Linked DNA regions of Homo sapiens: region 2 is linked to region 1. The links are chromatin contacts, found by Hi-C or POLR2A ChIA-PET in ENCODE. All regions are on one chromosome and are shown on one strand. The core of a region is the stretch at or near the end of the contact, and the rest is flanking DNA. Distances in the headings are between cores, read along the strand shown.

The links. Hi-C counts contacts between places; a loop is a spot of excess contacts on that map. ChIA-PET counts read pairs that join two places held with the same protein, here RNA polymerase II (POLR2A). Pooled maps may share reads with other maps.
Region 2: a loop to region 1 is called in a map of PC-3, with 2.4 times the contacts of the local background. The contact joins the enhancer-like site here to the promoter of MMP13 in region 1. A Hi-C loop is called at or near these places in 1 of 168 maps with a recorded cell type or tissue (PC-3) and 1 of 50 pooled maps. POLR2A ChIA-PET finds 5 or more read pairs at or near these places in 2 of 52 experiments (HCT116 and activated T-cell).

Annotation. Positions count from the first base shown.
Region 1 is chr11:102,954,482-102,958,461 of GRCh38, forward strand. It overlaps MMP13 (matrix metallopeptidase 13), which reads right to left and starts at 1,251. Exons shown (of 10, transcript NM_002427.4): 1 at 1,105-1,251; 2 at 771-1,012; 3 at 1-125. The coding sequence starts at 1,224. RefSeq lists an enhancer at 684-1,883.
Region 2 is chr11:102,995,025-102,998,757 of GRCh38, forward strand. No RefSeq gene overlaps it. Among named protein-coding and RNA genes, the nearest start is that of MMP13, 41 kb to the left of the region's middle. Within about 2 kb of position 1,372, at least 4 of the 41 ENCODE cell types and tissues checked have a DNase peak (open chromatin) inside an H3K27ac peak, as active enhancers do; they include PC-3, where a contact is called at or near this core.

The sequences.
Region 1 (3,980 bases), core at 1-2,500:
TGTCAGCAATGCCATCGTGAAGTCTGGTAAAATTCAGAGGAGTTACATCGGACCAAACTTTGAAGGCTTTTTTGAATGCCTTTTCGACTTCAGAATGAGTCATATCAGGGGTGTAATTCACAATTCTATTTAACAGAGAAAGTTTCAATGAACTTTTTGGAAAGTGACAGCTATTTTAGAATACATTTTCTTGGTATATTGCTTTTCAATTCAAAATGCAATAATTTCTTTGAAAGTTCTACTAGAGGTTTATTGTTTCAAATAATGTATTAATTATGATGCCATACAAGAATAAAAAGTCAAAAATTCAGCCACATTTGAGTATCTCCAAATATCTGACCATGTGGCATCTTAAATTTAAAATATTCCAATGTTTAATATAATTTATTTTGCATGCTAAAAGTTTAGATTACATTGATAAAGCTCAAATAAATGAAATAGCTCTGTAAAGTTTCTAGAAAGAGTGGAACTCTTCATCTTGAGCACTGTTGTAATAAATACACCTAATGTACTATGTTTGCAAATTTTCTTTAACCTACTTTTATTTCTCTTTTGATTTCATCTCTAAAAGAAATACTTTGAGATGCCCACTAAAAAATAATGCTGAGTTAATGTAACAATAATAGATGTTATGAGGTATTCTCGGCAACCATATTAAAGCTATTCTGGAATTTAACTGCCAATTAAATAATAAGGCCTACTTAATATTAGACATTTAATACTACAAGAAAAGGCTAACAAATATGAAAGAAAGATAGCCTATGATTTACCTGTAGGTTAAATTCATTTTGGACCATTTAAGAGTTCGAGGGAAAACATTGTATTCACCCACATCAGGAACCCCGCATCTTGGCTTTTTCATGACATCTAAGGTGTTATCGTCAAGTTTGCCAGTCACCTCTAAGCCGAAGAAAGACTGCATTTCTCGGAGCCTCTCAGTCATGGAGCTTGCTGCATTCTCCTTCAGGATTCCCGCGAGATTTGTAGGATGGTAGTATGATCTCAGGTAGCGCTAGAAAAGACACCAAAATGAACTGCGTTTAAAAGAGAAGGACATTTCTGAGATGTACCAACCGCATCATCAGGATTGGCAAGATACTCTACCTCTGCAAACTGGAGGTCTTCCTCAGACAAATCATCTTCATCACCACCACTGGGAAGGGGCAGGGCCCGACAATGAGTCCAGCTCAAGAAGAGGAAGGCAGCCAGGACCCCTGGATGCATCTTGAATGGTGATGCCTGGGGACTGTTGTCTTTCCGCAGAGATTACCTTTACTTTTATAGGCCTGCAATGGTGAGTCATCACTTATGGATAGGTTTCCACTTCCCAGTCACTTGAAGGTAAACATGCTTACGTGGCGACTTTTTCTTTTCCCTCCCGAGTGTGGTTTGTGGTAGAATTTGAGGGAAATATAAATGAGAGCATCTCTTGTTTCAGCAGGGTCTCAAAACCCATCTGGCAAAATAAACGGCCTCAGCATATTTATGGATACTGTGGGAAGAAGCAGAGAGTAGTACATTTTTTACTTCACTTAGCAAAATTTTTTTTTTTTTGCCTTCTGTAAGAACGTATCTACTTTTGCTTCTTCGAATAATAAGTGTATCAAGATGGCATGTTTACTTCCATAAAGAGAAACTTAGTACTGATTCTAGAATGTTTACTACTGCCTGGTAAATTATAAACTGCATTTTCTCTAGAATAACTACAGAGAGATGTCTTGTGTCTACCTGAAGTTCACGATATTGGACCAAAACCAAGCTTGATGACTTGGAGGTGCTACGGCACAACCGCAGGATTGAGCCCCATGGTTGGAATTTAAACACACTGGCATGACCTCTCGACAAATATGGAGTCCTGCATAAATTCCCTACAGATTCAGACAGAGGTAGAAGAATTACATTGGAACGGAACAACTGTAATGGCTAGCACAAACAGGGATTACTGCATTCTAGGTTTAAAAGGCATTATCTCATTTAATCCTTACAACAGCCACATAGGTGCTGTCAGAAAGCTTGTTTTCCATTTTACATATGAATAATCTGATACACTGAGAAGTTAAATACTTGTATACGGTCATATAGTTTATAAATGATACCAGGATTTGAACCTAGGCCAATAACTCAAAACTCAATGTTCTTGACCACCGTCCCTGTCTAATTATGACCTCCACCCTTTCCATTCTCAGATATTTTCTTAAAAGCTGAGCTGTTTGGTTCCTACACCTCAGGGAGTGCCCAAGAAAACTAGGGCTGCAGTAGGCCAATTTCAAGTTTCTCAATTTTTAAGTTTGAATAATAGAAGTAATCTTGGTCCAACCATCAGGAAAATAGTCCTAGGGGCCTCTACCCTATTATTCCTTTCAGAACATCACACATTCAGTACCGTGAAATCAAAGTGCCATCTTTGGTCCCCTGCAGAAGTAAATGGGTAGAGCAATATAGGCCATGATCTTTGGATTTATTGGACTTCTTTAAATAAATGATTGGAAATGCAGGTTAATTTGAGTGACTAAGAGTCAGAAAGAAAATGCTGCTCAGGTCAGGAACATAGTAAGACAAAGAGAAGGAGCATGAATACAGCTTTAGGGTGAGTACGAAATGGGTATCCTAACATATGAGTAAAATCCTATAATCTAGAGTAGCCAGTGCCTTAGAGAAAAATCAGAAAAGCCTACAACATGTATGTGATCATTTGAGGGAAATTTACTATATGCCTTTATCCAAACAAAATACAGCCAAATATACCCTTTCAAATAGATTGTTTCCAGTGAGTTCAAGATTAGATTGGTGCTCAATCAGGAATGCAAAGCAATAATTTATTTTAAGTTGCTTCCATGTATCATAATATTTAATTTTGAGATTAAGTGAAAAATTATCCAAAAAAGTTTGATTCATCGACTAAGCTTATAAAAGTTAGTTTATTAGAAAGCATTTGTTTTTACAAATAAATTTTCATAATATATTAAAATCTCATTAGATAAGAAGTGCTTAAGAAGCTGGAAAACAAATAACATTTTATTAAACATTTGAAAGTGGAGAAAAAGAATCAAATAGGCTAACTGTTCTTATAGATTTTCACATATTTGTAGAAATGTTACTACTTCAAACTAGAAGAAAAGAAGCTTTTTTATCTATCAATTTAATGAATATATTAATTGAGCATCAACCATATAGGATACCATGCTAGTGTCTATGGAAATGAAATGAAGGCTAAAATGAGGGCCTTTTTCTGAGGATCATTACAATATTACCTCCCCCATTAAAAAAAACATTTTTAATAACAAATGAAAATAAATACATGCCACTATTTTTCAACTTTAAAAATAAAGTTTATTATCAAACAACTTTAGTATTTTACTAGTTTCTCATTCCATTTAAGAACATAATCAGCGCAAAAGAAAAAACACAGAAAGGTTAATGAGAACATATTATTATATGTTCTGTAGTTTTCTTAAGTAGAAATAAATAAAAATTCCTCCAAAGATTAAAATACATTAATTCATTAAGAAAATAATCAGACTGCTCGTTTATAGAATATTGTTCAGGGAAAAGTGTTTTTAGATGGTGATAGGGATGTGTCATCACATCATAATGTGTTGGCAAACTGCTTGTCAACGCAAGTCCTTATATCAGGTTGTTAACTGTTAAAGTCAAGCCTTCTGGTTACCACTGTGAAATGATTTGTGGTTTCAGATGTCATCTTTAACACAATAGGGCTGAGCTGGTATTTAAAAATGGTTCTAACAAGTCTACCAAATCACTGGGAAATTTGAAAACCTGTAGAATGAACAAACAAAACTGGACTAAATTAGAATTATGTATTTACTGCTGATTCAGACATTAGCAATATGGGACTTTTTAAAACATAGGTCATCATCAGTTTTCAAGTTCAAAACGTCACCCAAACAGGAACGAAAAATGTCTATGAACAGCCAGATACTAAATCACAGAGGGGTCCCAGACTAGGAATAACATGAACA
Region 2 (3,733 bases), core at 122-2,621, 41 kb after region 1:
CTCTTCAGACAAAAGAATACGAGAGCATGGATGCAGGAAATAGTGGTGGAAATAGAAAGGAAAAAAGAAACTTTGAAGGATAGGGCTCAGCAGCTTATTGGTTCAGCATATCTGAGAGAAGGGAGGGTCTAAGAGCAAAGCTTTGCACTATAGTAAGCGGAACATCAAATAGTGATGCCATTGTTTCCAGCCATGCTACTGTCCTCTGTGTTCTCAGAACATTCCACCCAGTACCCACTCTCTGAAATACCTGCACTCTCCTCTACACCACCTGAGACCCTAGGCCTTGACTCAAGTGCTTTGTCACCAGGAGTCTTCCCTGATTTCTCAAGTCTAGGCTTAAATCTTCTTTCTCCAGCCAGCTACTGCACCTCAAGTCACTTCAGCATTGGGTGGTTAATTATACTTCATTTCTGGGGTTTTAAATCTGACTTGCCAACTAAATTTCTTGTTCTCTGAAGTCAAAAATCAAATGTCACTCATTTTTCTATCATCTCAGCCAGATGGTCCACACCTACTCCCTACTTCTGTGGCTGATCCTTATATTGATGGCTTCCTTTGCTCTGGATCTTCATACAATAAGTGAAACTAGGAATGTAAATCACTTTTTATGAGAGCCCTATAAGGAAGAGCATAAGTTTGAGAAAGATAGTGGAAGAACCAGGAGACCATTGAAAGAACAAACAAAATCAACCCACTACAAATATTATTTTAAATTCACCGTTATATTTGTCATTATCAATACCACCATTAACATTTACTGAACACCTGACATATTCCAGATACCTGGATCTTTTCAGTTAAGCCTCAGAGTGAATCCATGACATGGGTACTATCAATGTCCCCATTTCACAAATGAAGAAACTGAGACTAAGAGAGGTTTAGTAACTTCTGGGTATTAACAGCTGGATGGAATGATGGAAGACAGAAACTTTAATATTATCCCAGGGCTAGTTGAGTTGTTCTAGTAACCAGATTAAAACAACTGGACAGGGGAAAGTAGAGGGAAGAGCATGGGGTGGTAGAAAGTACACTAGGCTTGGAGTCAGGAGACTGGAGTTTTGGTCCTGATAAAGTTAAGATCTCTAGACCAGTTTTCTTCATCTAGAAAACGAAGGGATTACACTAGATAAACTCTAAGATGTATTTCACTCCCAGATTCTGTGCTAGAAAATACAATCTATTTCTTGATGTGATAAGATGCTTAGTAGCATCACTTTTAATATAGACACATACATTCTAAGGGGTTATTGGAATTATTAGAGGCAGGACGTCTGGGAAGGGCACATGGAGTTTTGAGGAGTATTTTGAAACAGTAAAGGAAATGGCATGACATAGAGACATAAGGAAAAAATTCAGGCTAGAATATGGTCAGGAAAATGACTAAAAGGAAGGAGTGGATGAGTCATGTGCATAACTAACTTGCCTGGCTGCAGGGGGAGGTGCCATCACAGCAGGAAATGGGTATCATTAGTCAGGAAAGGACCAGGTGGTGATCAATTTTGCAGGCAATGTGAAGATGTCTAAAAATTAGTAAGTGGGGGAAACTAACAAGTTTTTTTTGAGTTTGTTCAGACAAAAAGGACTAGGCGAATTGATTTTTATCCATTAATTTATTATCCAGGTATAATAGTAACTTTTATAGCTACCTAACAAGAGCTTTTGAAAAGGAAAAGTATGGAATAGGGAAGTTATTCTGGCATGACATTCTAAAAGCCACCTAAGCCAAATAAAATATTTTGGGATTTGAGAGTTACACTTCCTCAGAGCATGCTTATGAGTGTGTGTGTGTGTGTGTGTGTGTGTGTGTATGTGTGTGTGTGTGTGAGAGAGAGAGAGAGAGAGAGAGATTCAGATCTAAATGTGGTATGTACATAAATGTAAGAGAAAATTGTGGAGGTCTGTGTGTTATAGGGTTGGCCTTTTTTAAAGTGATGAAGTGATGGATGGCATATTTTCTTAATTTATTCCCAGAATGTAAAATGACCTAGCCTAACTTTCCAAAGGTACTGTAAGTTTCTTAAACTTTGTTTCGCCTTTCTGGAATCTTAGTATTCAGGAAGGGGATATTTATCCAAGAGGAATAAAATTGATGAACGCTATAAAATTTGTTGGAAAACAGTTCTACTTCTGAGTCATTAGAAAAGAGTAGGACTATTTCCATTTAAAACCTTAATAAAATTATTACCTTTGATAATAAACTAGATAGCATAGTTCTTACTAGATTCAAACATATTTTCTCAGAAAGTACATCATGAAAATATTTATTTTCTATTCTGTTTCTGAAACGCATTTTCCATCATTAGAAAAGTGACAAAAGGCATACCTAAGATTTAAAATTTCCTCTGAGTTTTTAAGAAAGATTCCTAAGCAGGGCTGGAAGGCTGAATTGGAAAGGGAGAAAAGAGAGGGCACTAACTTGAGTGTATATTTGCTCTATGTCAGGCACTATGCTGGACACTTTATGCACCTTATTTTATGTAATCATCATAGCTCTCCAACACATGAAAACAAAGCATTTGAGTTCCTTGCCTGAGTCCCACATCTAGTTAATGAAAGCAGAAGGATGGAAGCTCCAGCGTACCTACCTCCAAAGCCTATGTCCATTCTACCAGCAGTAGACTCATACTATTGACTGTCCCTATTTTGCTTCTCAGGTAGAAGGAAAGGGGTTCCTATCTGTTACTAAAATCCCTTGGTGTTACAAATTATTTCTTAGATCATCAGTATAATTTATAAGAACTATTTAGAATCAATTCCACTCAACTTTCTAATTTGCTGACTTGCTACCTTAGGGTAAGCAATTGGGACAATTAATCTTAAAATAGATATTCAGAATCAGATATCTTCTTATCACTGCCATTGCTTCTATCCTGACCCATGCCTCCATCATCTCTCTTGCCTAGATGACTGCGATAGGTTTCTAACTCATTTACCAAATTTAGCCCTTGTCTCTTTTTCAATTTATTCACTCAATGCAGCAGCCCAGGTGGATCCTTAAAATTTTACATCATAAAACTCTTCTACTCAAAACTGTCCAATGGTTTGCTTTCCATATTGCCAGAGTAAAAGCCAAAGTATTTAAGGGCATAAAAGACTGTACTTGATTTGGCCCATGGACAGCTCATTAATCTAATATCCTGCAGTTTTCTCCACCATAATTTTTCCTCTTTGCCACACAGGTCTTCAATTTCTAAAACAGCAGTCATGCTTCTGCCTCATGGCCTTTGCTCGTGGTTTTCCCTCTTCCTAGAACATTCTTCTTCAAGACATCTGCATGGCTTGCTTCTTTAACTCTTTCAGATCTTACTCAAATGTTAGCAGCTAAATAAGACTTTCCTTATGATCCTGTTTTAAAATTGTAATCCCCCTCCCCATATGCATCCTAGCCATCCTTTCCAGATTTTTCCACATAAAACTATATTATTTACCTATTCTCTATCTCTCTGACTTGCATATGAGCTCCATATTGTTAGAGAATTTTCTATTTTATTCACTGACATATTTCTAGTACCTAGAACAGTGCTTGATGCTTGGTAGGAACTCAATAAATTGTTATGGTATGAAAAACTTTATTCAACAATCTTCATTGTGTGTTTACTAACCACCATGCACCATTTTAGTCTCATCCCTGCTCCTTAATAGCTATTTTTTCTTAATCACTTAACTTTTGTTAGTCAATTTGTTACCATTTGCAAAAAAATGATATATAGTAGCATAATTTTAATTTGTC